Linked DNA regions of Mus musculus: region 2 is linked to region 1. The links are chromatin contacts, found by Hi-C or POLR2A ChIA-PET in ENCODE. All regions are on one chromosome and are shown on one strand. The core of a region is the stretch at or near the end of the contact, and the rest is flanking DNA. Distances in the headings are between cores, read along the strand shown. Region 1 has its middle 11 kb from the start of Gm41110. Region 2 has its middle 12 kb from the start of Gm32068.

What was found. A loop is a pair of places that touch in the nucleus more often than their neighbours do. ChIA-PET counts read pairs that join two places held with the same protein, here RNA polymerase II (POLR2A).
Region 2: a loop to region 1 is called in a map of left cerebral cortex, with 2.1 times the contacts of the local background. The contact joins two enhancer-like sites. A Hi-C loop is called at or near these places in 1 of 37 maps with a recorded cell type or tissue (left cerebral cortex). POLR2A ChIA-PET finds 5 or more read pairs at or near these places in 1 of 5 experiments (Patski).

The regions. Positions count from the first base shown.
Region 1 is chr14:24,897,821-24,905,036 of GRCm38, forward strand. No RefSeq gene overlaps it. Among named protein-coding and RNA genes, the nearest start is that of Gm41110, 11 kb to the left of the region's middle. Within about 2 kb of position 2,676, at least 1 of the 3 ENCODE cell types and tissues checked has a DNase peak (open chromatin) inside an H3K27ac peak, as active enhancers do.
Region 2 is chr14:24,935,158-24,942,373 of GRCm38, forward strand. No RefSeq gene overlaps it. Among named protein-coding and RNA genes, the nearest start is that of Gm32068, 12 kb to the right of the region's middle. Within about 2 kb of position 4,579, at least 2 of the 3 ENCODE cell types and tissues checked have a DNase peak (open chromatin) inside an H3K27ac peak, as active enhancers do.

The DNA.
Region 1 (7,216 bases), core at 1,426-3,925:
TTAATGGATGGTAGAGGGTTGCTCGGTGGGTTGCCCGTGAAGATGCTCTTTCAGGATTTTGTTTTGCTCCTTTATACGCTTAGGTGGATTCTGATTGGCTGGTGTGTACATATGCAAAGTAGATGAAAATTAAAGACCAAAACCGAGTCAGAGGCTGCTCAGACTGGGAGGGTTCTGTTAGGACCATTATCTGTTCTCAGTTCTTTTGATGAGGAAGCTAAGGACATGATAAGAGGATATAGCTTATGCCCCTTCCCCATTCTCTGATCACAGTTGGGGGCCTTCCTATGTCCATTAGAACTGTCATGTGATCCTAAGCTGCGATGCTGCTTCTGAGAAAACATCCAAAGGACTCTCAAGTCGCTGTACTGTGGGGACACCTACATAGCCATGCTGACTGGGGCTCTAGTCACAGCAGCCGGGTTGTACAGTCAGCCTTAGGTACCTATCAATGGATGATAGAGCAAATGTGGCCTTTTGCAGGAAAAGGCACAGAGCTGTGGCTTATCCTGTGCAGAGAATGAAAGCAGATTACAAGCACAACATCACAAATTGTCTCTCAAGTGTGGAACTTAGGGGAAATTGATGGACATAAGAATGAAGTGGGGACACTAGGCATGTGTGGGGGACAGGCGGGTGGGGTGAGAACAGGGTGCAGAGGTGGTGAGAAATACAGTATTTATGCAATTGATGTATGCTAATAATAAAAAGAAATGTTCCAGAACAAAATCAAGAAAGGAAAGGAGGGAGGGAGGGAGGGAGGGAGGGAGGGAGGGAGGGAGGGAGGGAGGGAGGGAGGGAGGGAAACAGAATTTCTTACTTGGGTAAGAAACACTGCTGAAAGATTATCCTGATGAACACCAGGTCCTGGCGGAGAAGGTGACATGGTTGTCCTCCCGATGCCTTTTGCTCCTTTCTTTTCTTTTCTTTTCTTTTCTTTTCTTTTCTTTTCTTTTCTTTTCTTTCCTTTCCTTTCCTTTCCTTTCCTTTCCTTTCCTTTTCTTTTCTTTTCTTTTCTTTTCTTTTCTTTTTCCTTTAGGACTTTTTTTTTTAGTTTTTATTGGTTATTTTATTTATTTCCATTTAAAATGTTATCCCCCTTCCTGGTTTCCTCTCCGCCCCTATCCACCCCGTTTCTATGAGGGTGCTCCCTCACCCACCCACCCACTCCCGCCTCACCACCCTAACATTCCCCTACATTGAGGCATCAAGCCTTCACAGGACCCAGGGCCTCCCTTCCCATTACTCATTTCTTAATAAAAGCCTATTCCGATGTACACCATTCATGGGCTTCAAGCGAGTCAGCCACCAGTCCCAGCTTCATCTCTCTGTCAATCCAAGTTCTTATAAATCATGACCTCTCTACAGTAGACGTTCCCAACCTTATTGCCAGAACTATGTTTCTCTCTTTCACCACCACTACCACCACCATCATCAGGACTACCACCACCATCATCAGGACCACCATCACCGTCACCGTCATCGTCATGTCCTTCTCCTCCTCCTCATCATCATCATAGTTATTTGCAGAGCTCGGGGTTGAAAGGAGAGCCTCGTACATGCTGACCAAGCACTCATACTGAGCTGTACCCTCAGAAGTTCTCACTATGTAGCCAAGGCTAGCTTTAAACTCCTAATTCCCCAGCTTCTCCCTCTAAAATATTAGAATGCTGGGTAGACACCACCATGACCAACATTATTTTCTTTTGCAGTGCCCCAACACTTCTCAGAGCTAGACCCAAATCACTTAGGGAACATTTGTGCCTCAGTAACTTGTGAGACAACTGAAAAAGCAATGTACACAGACTGTAAGAAAACAGGAATTTAAATTACATTCCCTTTAAATTATAGACAAGCAAGTGGCACATCTATTTATGCTTTTTTTGTATTTTATTTTTGTTTGTTATTGTTGTTGCTGTTGCTGCTACTGCTGTTGGTGGTGTGTGTGTGTACATGCACGCACGCATGCACACACGCATGTGCATGTTCATGCATGGCTGGTGTGTAGAGGTCAGAGGATAACTTGAGTTATTTCTTATCTTCCACTCTTGCTCAGTCTGTCTTCTTATCAACCCAGGGCCGTCTGCCCAGGGGTTGCACTGCCCACAGTGGGCTGGGTCCTCCCACATCAGCCACTAATCAAGAAAATGCTCCATGGGGTTGCCGACAGGCCAATCTGATGCAGACATTCTCTCCACTAAGGTTACCTCTTCCCAACTGACCTAGCTTGTGCCAAGTTGACAGAAAACTAAACAGCAATTAGAGCGGCCAGAGAAGAATCTCTCAAAGTTGGGGCATCCTCAAAGGTCTCTAGTAAGATGGAAGATGGATAGCGTGAAGTCCCTTGAGCAAGTAGTTAGTGTCGCTTCAGTCCTGAGTTCTAGCCCCGTGAGCCCCCTTCCACAAACTGCTTTAGGCAGCAGTATGGCTAATAAAATATGGAGAGAGGTCTCTGGTTGGATCGCTGAGAAATGTCTCCCTCAAGCTACAGAAGTTCTGGTGCTGGCAGCTCCGGAGACTGTGACGGCACCCAGAACTGCAGCTGCCATTTTGACTCCGGCGAGGAAACAATTCAGACTACAGAGGGGGAAAAATGTAAGGTAGCTGGCTTCAGTGACATGCTTGAACACTGAGTCCTGGAAGTACCCATCTCTGGACTTCCTACTGTGGGAGCTGATACCTTTCCAGAACTTTCAAGCCCTGGAAATCTGGGTTTCCTGTTGACCACTACTCACCAGTCTCCTTCCGGGTAATCCAACAATGTACATTTAGGAAACAATTCTTTTTATTCAGAGTCTCTGAGGAAGCCCATGATTCTTGGCTCACCCTGGATCGGTGCAGTTTGCCAAATTCCCTTCTCTGAGGAAACCTTTTTTTTTTTCCATAGAACCCAATTATATCTCACAGAACACACGTGTGCCAAAAACCACACTTCTGAAAAGCTGCCTTACATCCCGTCTCAGCGGCCCCCAGCCCCCACCGGCCTGCAGAAGCCTGTGCACACAGACTCCCACCTCAGCACAGAGCCCACATGTGTTTCTGCTCAGTGGGGGAGACTAAACGGAGCCAGATGTACCTGGGCAGCCCACAGCAGAAGCAATGATTTAACATCCTAGGTATGTGGGGATTAGCTTGCCTCAGAGCTCCCATGGAGGGGAGGGCCTTGCTTGCTGGCCTGCTAATGGATTCAGCAGAGATGCCTCACAGGCCGGACACAGCGTGTGGCATGTTTTGTGTAACATGGAGTATGCACGACACGTTCTGCCCATGACTATGCTGGTGTATATGCCTGTAGTGGTGCGCAGTGGAGCTGCATCTGCAAGCACTGTGCGTATGACAGCTGTGGCCATGATGGCTGTGCTGTGACTGAGACGTTTTGATGAGTCTGTCCGTGGTAACTGTATTTTGTTCCTGGGATGACCACCACTGCCTTTCCATGGCTCCTGGAACAGGACCTGCTTTTTCCACTGAGGAGCCCTCTGGGAAGCTTCCCATCTGCCTTGTTCTTTCTTAGCCCCGCCTGAGGATCCCCGACCCCACTGGGTTGTGTTTTTGTTTTTGTTTGTTTGTTTTTACTGCATGACCAGCCATTTATGCAAGACCATGGTCATCCCTCCCAAACTGGAGCTCAGAGACCACTCAACACATGATTTCCAAATGGCATCCTTTGGGGTTCTTTGGTGTTTGCAATGTACTTGAGCCAGGCTTGTGTAGGGATGAAGAAGGCCAAGGCCCCTGTCTTAATCAGACCATGCTAGCCCTTGTTTATTCTCTCTATCCAGGAAAACCAGTTAAGCTACTGACTGGCTGTCCTGTATCTTACCACAGATGAGGTCTTTTCCCTCGGAATGTTCTAGAATCCCTGGAGAGTCGTGGGCCAATGGAGGGGGTCAGGCCAGGCAAGGGGAGATACAGCCCACAAAGTCAGCTCTTTATTCTCCCAGTTGGCTTTGCCTGGTGTGACCCAGGAAAAGGGGGCCTGCCCTGTGTGTCTGCCATGCAGTCGGGCAGCCACAGACAGCATGCTTTTCAAATTCTGGGCCCCTGGCAAGGAAGCAGGAGGCAGGCAAGAGCTGAGTACAACCTCGGAGGTAGCCTGGGTTTTATTTGCTCAGCTGTGGTCAAAGGCCAATGCTGGCCACCCACACCGGGCTCGGCAATTTCACCTGAGGACAACTGTACTTTTAACTCCCGAGGTCCTGTGATGCCAAGGGTATGGATTGGCATAGGTCCGGCAGTAGGTGCTTCTAGGGACTCCCTTAGGCACAGTGGACACATGCCTGTGGCCCGATACTCTTGGCACCCACCAAAACATAATGGTTTTATTTCTCTTAAAATGAAAAGAAGCAAATTAATTTTTGGATCAAGTCTTTTAGTAGAGCATGTTTTTCATCTCTGCCCTTATACATTTGTAAAATAATGTTACTGTGTTGTAGCAACTCCATATCTGTAGAGGAAGGCCTGTGCTTTAGAAATGTATCACTAAAATCAGGATAAAGGCATGAGGTACCCTGAGGCTGTGACAGGGAACATCGGGGTTTTATCAGCTTGGATGCTGTAACAGTGCCACCAAACAGGTTGTGTGGCTAGGAGCTGTTAAACAATGCAAACTTGTTCCATCGGCTCACCACCCTTGAGGAGCCCAATAGGGTGTCAGAAGGGGTGGTTGCTTCTCTCTCTCTCTCTCTCTCTCTCTCTCTCTCTCTCTCTCTCTCTCTCTCCCTCTCTCTCCCTCCTTCCCTCCCTCCCTCCCTCCCTCCCTCCCTCTGTATGTCTATGAGTGTGTATCTCTGTCTATGTATTCCCTCATGAAAACACCCATCATACTGAATTTAGAGCTACCCCAATGGCTTCATTTTTAACAGTCATCTCTTTAAAGACCTTGTCTCTAAATACAGCCCCATTCTGGGGTCCCAGAGTTTAGAACTTCAAAACTTCAACACAGGAATTACAACTCAGTTCTAAATAAAGTATGGTCACTCCATATTCTTCCCCTGAAATCCTTCCCCTCCCTCCCTCCCTCCCTCCCTCCCTCCCTCCCTCCCTCCCTCTCTCCCTCTCTCCCTGTCTCTTCTTCCACCACCCCCCCCCCCCCGCCCAGCTCTCTGCTATTAGAGGAAACACTCTTCAACTCCCTGTTCACTCTATAGTCCTGGGAGTCAGCTGATGTCACGACTGGCTTTGTACAAGCTAGAGCTGCCAGATGGGACACAAAGTACTGCTCGTGCTGGGAGTGGACTGAGGTCTCTTCCCTTTGGATGCCAGAGCTTGATGGAGCTGCACTTGTGGATACTCGGTGTTCTGATTCTTGGGGCCATTAGGTGGTGTCATGAGCTGGTAGAACTCACAGAGACAAAGAAATCCTGGTCTACCTGCTCCATTCTCCTCTGCCCCATCCTCACTGTGCCCATGTTATAGAGTCTGTCTTGGGCTGTCTTGATAGTGAAGGAGGTAGATTCCCTAGTTTTGAACAGTAAAGGATGTGGGCAGATCCTGATCTCTGGGATGCCAGGGATTCATAATGTTTTACTAGGGCTTTGCCAGGGGAAGATGTTTAGAGACTCAGGAAATAGCTTCCAGCCACTGATGTTTCAGTAAAGGCTACAGAGCTGGCTCAACTCTCTGGGAAGTCCAGTACCTCTCAAGCATAATGATCTGGTAGTTATGGTGAAATTAGCTTGGATTTCAGATAGGAACTCCAGAGGGTAATCTAAAAATGAAGACAAAAGAGGAAGAGGAGGAGGAGGAGAGAGGAGGAGGAGAGAGAGGAGGAAGGGAAGAGAAGGAAGGGGGAGAGGACATGGGGAGAGAGGCAGAGAAGAATAGAGGAAGAAGAAAGGGAACGAACAGGAAGAAGAAAAAGAGGAGAAAGGGAGGAGGGAGGGAGGAAGAGGAGGTGATGTGGTGATGTAGAGGTAAGGTTGTATCTGAGCTGCCCTCTCTTGTGCTTGCCCTGGTGTAATGACCTGACCTTCTCCAGGCTCTCCAATGTGGATGCACAAACCTTCTCACAGCTCAGTAATCTTATCCTGGTGGGTGGTTTCAGAGTCAGAGTTGGAGTGGGGGCATGGATGTGATCATTCCAGATCTATGACAGACACTTATCCTGGGGCAGGAGGGGCAGATCCATGGAACTGGTCTGGGGTCTGGTACCCGGACCTGAGAAACAGGTGATACAGGGGGAAAGGATCTAGGGATACACTCTACATCTCTCTCTCTCTCTCTCTCTCTCTCTCTCTCTCTCCCCCTCTCTCTCTCCCTCTCCCTCCCTCTCTCTCTCCCTCTCTCTCTCTCTCCACCTCCCATGTATAATAAAGTAGCAGAGCTGGAAGCTGAAGGACTAGAATTAGCTCTTAGCAGATGGGTAAATGATCTCGATGAATACCTGCGCCCGTGTTCCAGTCTTGGGTCTGGGGTGGCAAAGACAGGAAGACAAGTGGCAAATGTGCTGCTATAAGACAGGCTCATGTCCTCTTTGAAATAATCTTATTTTTTCCCTCATCATTTAAAAAGTTGAGACTTATTTAAAATATATACAGAAAATGCAGCCAAGTGGAAAAAAGGTAGACTTGATTCCAGTAAATCCCCTAACCAGAGACAAGCACCATGGGCACTGTGGTCCATCCTTTTCCCCTGCACCACTTCCTGTGTGACAGACACAGCAATTCAAATGCAGAGTGGAGTGACAGAGGTCTTCTTTGGAGCCCTCATAACTACAACAGAGGGTGGTCAGTAGTATCAATTTTACCTCTCCTATGACATCATTTCATGGTAGCTGAGCCAGGGCTCATAAGGAAGGCCACCCTGTCCTCGGAAACAAAGTTGGCTTTGACAGATAGCAAGGTGGCAGGCAAGGTGCTTTAGATGGGTGAAGGAAACCAGCTAAGTCATAAAGGTGAGAGCCAAGTCCATGGCTTTTCAGCATTGGAGAGAAGCCAGAGCAAAGGGATATACATTGGGTGTGGGCCTGTGCACCATGCATGTGTTAGGGTGGGTAAGGGGGAAGCAGCAGCGCTGAGCTGGCTGGAGTCAGCCTTCCAGAGCCATGACGTATGAGACATAACAGCTCAAGCTGTCTCTCCAAGGCTCCCGGGAACTACTGAAGGCTTGTGTGTGTGGTGTACGTGTATTAACATATTCATGTGTGGTCATGTGTACACAAGGGTACCCATGGACATGTGTGTATTAGTGGAGTATGAGGGCCACGTCTGGTGTC
Region 2 (7,216 bases), core at 3,329-5,828, 39 kb after region 1:
CAGTGGTTTAGGCAAGGGTTCCTTGAAGTTTACATCTAAGTTCTAGAAAGTTTACTATTGTTTCAAGAATTAGCAACATAAGATCAAAGCCACATTGTCCACTGTAGGAGCCTCACATCATTATTTTGTTGGGATTGGGTTAAGTTGTTAGTGTATTTTTGACATTGTTAGTGTTTACAATGCTGTGTTCTTAATGAAATAAAAAGAGGATATGTCTTTCTGTCCTTCTGGCTTTCATTCATGCCCTACCCACTTAAAACGGGTCTCATGTGGCTCTTCCACATTGCTTATTATATTTATCCCTTTATATGTGAATGTTTAATGTTTGGGAAATGGGATCTATTACATTGCCTGTGTTATTTTTATTGGTTTTATAGTGAGAAAGAGCTTCTCTTCGTAAATTAATTTTACCAAATTAATTACTAGCCTATCCTAGTCAGGTTTTTGTCACTGTGATGGAATACTTGAGAGAAACCCAACTTATAGAAAGAAATAGTTTGTGGTGGGTTATGTTTGTTGTCCCTCTGGTGGGATTTAGAATCTTTGAAAGGTGGAGACACATGTCTGAGTATGCTAGGGAGCTCATTACCATGGCATGAATGATGGGAAGAAAGACTCCTCCTGAATGAGATGGGTTCCATCTGAATGGGATGGGGACCTGGGAATAACTAAGAGAAAAAGAGGAGAAAGCCACCACCCGGTAGCATTGACCTCTCGTCTGCTTCCTGGTACCATCATTGGAGCTGCTCTGCTCTGCCATAGCCTCCCCACCATGACAGATGTGCACACCTGCAACCATGAGTTGAAAGAACTCTTTGCTTCATTACATGGTTAATGGCATAGCTAACTCTCAGTGGGCAGTTGGTTCACTCTTCAAGGTTTTCTGTCCCTGTTCACTGGGAGCTGGTTCCTTTGGGTCTGTGTTGGCAACAGATATGGTAGGATTACTTAGCAAAGGCCTACTTACTTGAGGTAGCCAGAAATATAAAGTGGTGAGAAGCACACTAGGATTCTTTCTAGTATACCCTTCAAAGATCTCCCACCAGACTCTACCCATCAAAGGCTCCACTTCCCTAAAGTGTCCAGGCTGGTGAATATGCATTCACATAAGCACCTTTGGGGGCCATTCAAGACCTAGACCACAGCAACAGCCTTTATCAAGATTTTCTTCATTTAAAAAAATCATTATATGGGACTGAAGTGATGACTCATCATTTAAGAATACCGGCTGCTCTTTCAGGGGACATGGATTTGATTCTCAGTGCCTACATGGTAGCTCACAACCATCTGTAACTTTAGCTCCATAGGGCCCAATACCCTCTTCTGGCCTCTTTGGGCTCTGCACACACATGGGACACAGATACACACGCAAGCAAAATACCCATATATGTAAAAATAAGCAAGTTTTTAAAATTTATGTACATGTGTGTGCCTACTTGTCAGTATGTGCAGCACATGTGTGCAGGTACCTACAGAGGCCAGGAGAGTTCATCAGATCTTTTTATTGGAGGGTTTTTTTTTTTCAGACTTAGATATTGGCTCTGTGGTGATCTTTATTATCAAGCTGGAAGAATGTGTTCTTATTGTTAACTACTGCAGTGTGCTTAAGCCACCCTTGAATTCCTGGAAAGATGCTTGCTCTGTTCTACCATATCCTTAAAATGGGCTGTTAGATTTTATTGCACAGAGATTTTCTTTTGCACCAAATTTTGTAAATAAACCTGACTTGGCATCTGTTTGTTTTGTGCCACCTCTATCAAGTGTTAACCATCCTTGCTTATGTTGGTCCTAATGGGCCGATCCTCCAGTCCTCCTGGAACGACTGAAATAGTAGTAGGATTATCTTCTGCCTGAGATGACATGGCTTATGATGCTCTCACTAAGAATACTGAAAATGACTGTGCAGTACAGAGATCATTTTTGAGTATGCTGACATTGAGATAGCCAAAGCTAGCAAGGCTAAGTCTCAGGAGAAGGTGGCATCACTTGAAAAAAAAAAAGCATACTCCGTTTACTCCCTTTTGGAGTGGGGAACTTTTCTGTGTGAAGAGGAGGCTGGTGATCCAGGCTTTGTAGAGGCAGACAGAGACTGCTTAGAGCAAAGAAACCAAGAGATCTCTCAGGTTTGAGGGGAAAGCATACCATAAGGCCAATTCTTTCACCAGCCAGTTTACTGGATTTAATGAAGTGACACCTGAGAAGAAAACTTGTTTACAGGGGGACAGAAAGACTTTGTCTGCCCCATGGGAAGAGCATCGTTCTAGCTTGCTTTCTGTTGCAGTGATAATACACTAACGGGAAACAAGGCAGGGAAGAAAGAGCTCATCTCATCTTTCACAATATGGTCCATCATTGAGGGAAACCAGGGCAGGAACTCAAGGCAGAAACCTGGAGGCAAAACTGAAGCACAAACCATGGAGGAGTGCTGCTTAGAGGCTTTCTCCCTCTGGCTTCCTTAGCTACTCCTCTTATACAGCCCTTGGTTGCCTGCCTAGGGATGGCACCGCCCACAGGGAGCTGGTCCCTCCCATTTCCATTATCAATTAAGAAAATGTCCTAAAAACAAGCTCACGGGCCAATCCAATAGAAATATTCCTCAATGGAGATTCCCTCTCTGAAAGTGTGTCTAGGTTTTTGTCATGTTGACAATAAAAACTATCCAGCAGAGACAAAAATGTGATGTTGACATCACAAGTAGCTCTCAGTAATAGAGTATGGTGAGATAAAAGAACACATTTGTACTCCCCCCCTGTTCCTGGCACAGGATCTTTAACACCATCAGACTCTCCCAAATGACAGGAGTGACTTCTGCATACTGGTGAGGTGACTGGTGGCCTCTAGACCATTCCAGGATGGGGTCTGGTCAAGAACCAGGTCTTGGCTCCAGAATGGGGACATTCAGATCTCCTGGAATCAGGGAGAGAATGGAGTTCACTCATTCATCCACTCACAGTGATGGCTAATCCATTGGGTCTATGCAGTGGAGTCTACTTAGTGCAGCTAGACGACAGGGCTTGGACTACTCCTAGTTGCAGGGATGTGGGAGGATTGCATTCTCAGAGCAGGCATCGGAGTTCCAGACTGATCTTTCTTCATTCACAGCCTTCCCTAGACATCTCTTCCAATTTCTCTATCTGCTTCCAAGTTGTAGATCTGATGGCGTACTTGCAAACGTTAACAGAGTGTTGCCCTGAGATCTGGGGTCATCCTCATGAATGCTGAAGCTGAGTAGGATGTAGTTATGTGGATCCCTGCATTTATAGCTGGACTATCAGAAGTACCCACAGGCTAGAACTCGACAATAGTGTTTAAAGTCAGGACTGCCATGAAGGATTGACCCCTTTTGCAAACCTCTAGCTCCAAAAAATATTTACAATTCATAACTAGCAAAATCACAGTTATGAAATAGCAATAAAAAAATTTTATGGTTGGAGGATCACCTCAACATAAGGAACTGTATTAAAGTGTCACAGCATTGAGAAGCACTGGCCTAGACTGTCTACACTGCCCTATAGTCATCGGTGTCAGAAACAGATTGAATCGCTGTGTGTCAGAGTGGCATTAGGGAGCCAGAAAACTAGTGCTAGAAAAAAAAATTTACCTGATTGGTGTGATAAAGAAAGCAGGACTCGCTATCTAAAGAAGGGAAAACACACAGGCTACACCATACCCCAGTGGAAAATTCAGCTTTACCCTGTAGGAGCAGGTCGCTACTGTTCTGCCAGTTGGTGGAAGATGGAGTGAATTTCTCAGGAGAAACTAATCCATTGTGCAAGGAGAAAGAAAAACAAAAACTAGGTACCCTTAGGGAGAGCTCTTGTGATTGACAGGGCCATGAGCTGAGCCTGTGGGACCATGGCCATGGCTGTGCTGTAAGCTGGCTGCTGCTGGGTCCAAGCTAGATATTGACCACCAGTCTCCTTCTAAAAGTGAACGCTGGGATGCTTTTCTGAGTTTCATTTGTGGCAAACTAGAGTACCATCATTCACCCCAGGCCCTTGCTGAAGCTGAAGACCTCTTGGTGTGAGAGAAGAGACAAGTGTGGGAGAACCATGGAGGATGGGAGGAGGGAGGAGGGAGGAGGGAGGGCTTTGGGAACTAGAGGAGCTATGGCGTGTATTCAGTTTCCTTCTTGTTCACTACATATGCCAGTCGGGTGCTGCTGAGGCTTCTGACCCATAAACTTCAACAACAGGAATGGAAAGGAGAGAGAGAGAACGAGCAAGAGAGAGAGAGAGAGAGAGAGAGAGAGAGAGAGAGAGAGAGAGAGAGGAAACCTATTACCCATAACTAAAGGACCAGATCCAGGGCACCCTAAGGACAGAAACTATTCGTAGTGATATCCGCACTACTCCAGCTGAGCACTGGCAGAAACCCTCACCTGCACACACACACACAGACACACAGTTTTACAGACTGGAGCCAGGAACTGGCCTTCCACTGGCCCTCATGTCTCCCTCTGCTTCACGGGCTCAGAAAGGGCTCTGCTCCCTCATCGGAGCGATGCCAAATGGGGAGGAATAGAGAGACCTTTCATCTCCCCCCAGCGGAACTAGGCACTGCTCCAATTTCTGTGCCAAGACAGCGTTGGCTGGGTTGAGTGGGGAGCTGCTCTTTAATTCCTTTCCCAGAGGAAACAGTCTGCGTGCCAGTGCCCCCATGGTTGTATCAGTGGCCTCCAGTAGGGAGCTGAGGGTACACTCAGGAAGCCAGGAAAGGGCCTTCTAAGAGGAAAGAGTCCAGGCCCTTTTCCCTTCTTACTCTGGAATCAGTGGGTCCGTTAGAGGAGCTGCACTTCTACCTCCTGATCACCACACAGGAGCATAGATGGTGGGAAGCAAGACTATGACCCTTTCAGTCCCTGGTGTCAGCTCTGTGCTGTGTGAGCTTCCTCCCCAGCAACAAAGCCAGTGAGTCAGCCCTTTACTTTAGCCTCCTTAGTGACAGTGGCCCCTGCTGGAAGCTGAATACAGGGACTCCTCCAGCTCTCCATCATGTCTTTTAAAATGGACAGCTTGGTTTCTTTTAACAGAGAAGAGAATCAAATAGAATTGAGTTTCATGACATCATGTGTAAAGTGCCAAGGCTATAGCAATAACAAAACTAGGTCCTATTGCAAGCAGGAGAACATGCTGAGTAACGATGATAACCAGCAGGAAAATGATTCAAATATCGGAAGGATCTGCCAAGGACTTTAAGGCAGTCATTGTGAAAGTTCATCAATAAGTAATTATGAATTCTCTTCAAGCAAATGAAAAGGGTATCTCAGTAAAGAAACAGAAACTGAAAAGCAAGAAAAATGGATGTTGTAGAGAATGCAATAACAAACAAATAAAATTTATCTGAATGGACTTAAAAGCAGAGCAAAGATGAAGAAGGGCAGAAATAATTACGGAGCTAGAGGGCAGATGGACAGAACATACACAATTTGGTCAACAGGTTAAATAGACAAAACTAGGAAGTCTTAGGGACCTAGCTGACCACATCAGAAGATATGTCTTACTGAAATTATAGAAATGAAGATCTGTAAAGGCTTACTGATCTAAATTTAGCAGGAGAAACCAGATTCAGGAGGTAGAATCTCATACAAACCCAAGAAAATCCATGACCAAGTACAACACATTTATAGTTCTGAAAACTACAAAAACCCACCTGAAAGAAACAACACAGAAAGATGTTCCCTTCATGTTGATTACTTTATTCTAAAGGTCCAGCTTGAAATGGCCTCATTGTGAGTAGCATGCAGAGGCTGGGGTGCAGGAGAGAACGAACATTTCAGTACTTATATAAATCCGAGTAGGCCATGGGTCAATTCTCAAGGACAATTTAAAGACCTCTTGTGGAGCGAACAGGAAATAGAGCAGAAAACAGACATGAGCAGCAAGAACCATGGTGGGAGGAGCTCAGTAGGAGCCGTGGTGGGAGGAGTTCTATTTTTTTGGTGGTGGGGGTGGGGGGTCGAGACAGGGTTTCTCTGTACAGACAGCCCTGGCTGTCCTGGAACTCACTCTGTAGACCAGGCTGCCTTCAAACTCAGAAACCTGCCTACCTCTGCCTCCCAACTGCTGGGATTAAAGGCGTGCGCCACCACTGCTTGGCTAGAACGCTGTTGTTATGAAAGAGGAAGGCTTCCAACCAGTTGCCCAATGTCTCACCCAGATGAAGCAGAAAAGCAAAGAGATCCAACCCAAAGTAAGCAGAATAAAGAAGTAACAGAGATGGGATCTGAAATCAATAAGATTGGAAGTGGGAAAACAGAAAAAAAAAAAAAACTTTAATGGAACAGTAACAACAACAACAGGGTTTTTTTTTTCCCAAAAAATAATATTAAAAGTCTGAAACCTCAACCTAGGCTGAAAAATAGAAAAATAGAAAAAAATAACTGATATAAAAAATAAAAAGATATGATCACAACAGATATAATTTTATTAACATTAACAGATATAATTTTATTAGCATACAGGAGTACCAGGAATAAATTTGTATAACTCTGTCAACTTACAATTTTTTTCTGAAGTCACAAACTATTAAACTAAGCCAAGAAGAAATATAGAACTCAAATAGTCCTGAGACTGTTGAAAATTGTATGTATAACATAAAGATCTTAAAGAAATCTCCAAGTTTAATAATGTGTTGATTAGCTTTACCAAGTATTTGAGGAAGAATTCACAGCAATTCTGCAAAAATCTTTTCCTATAAATAAGAGGAGACACAACTCAATTAATCTTGTCAGACTAATATTATCCAAGTATCATTTGTATTTTTTTAAAAAACTACATAGAGCAGTATCTCTCATGAACTGAGACCTCAGTACTAACAGTACAATATTTGCAAGTAAAATCTTTAAAGACATAAATAATTATTATTAAATAATATTCACTCCAGGCATACAAGTTTGGTTCAATATTTGGAGACTGACATTTAATATAAACTACCATATTAACAGATTGTCTTAGTCGGGGCTTCTATTCCTGCACAAACATCATGACCAAGAAGTAAGTTGGGGAGGAAAGGGTTTATTCAGCTTACACTTCCACATTGCTGTTCATTACCAAAGGAAGCCAGGACTGGAACTCAGGCAGGGCAGGAAGCAAGAGCGGATGCAGAGGTCATGGAGGGATGTTTCTTACTGGCTTGCTTCCCCTGGCTTGCTCAGCCTGCTTTCTTATAGAACCCAAGACTACCAGCCCATGGATGGCACCACCCACAATGGGCC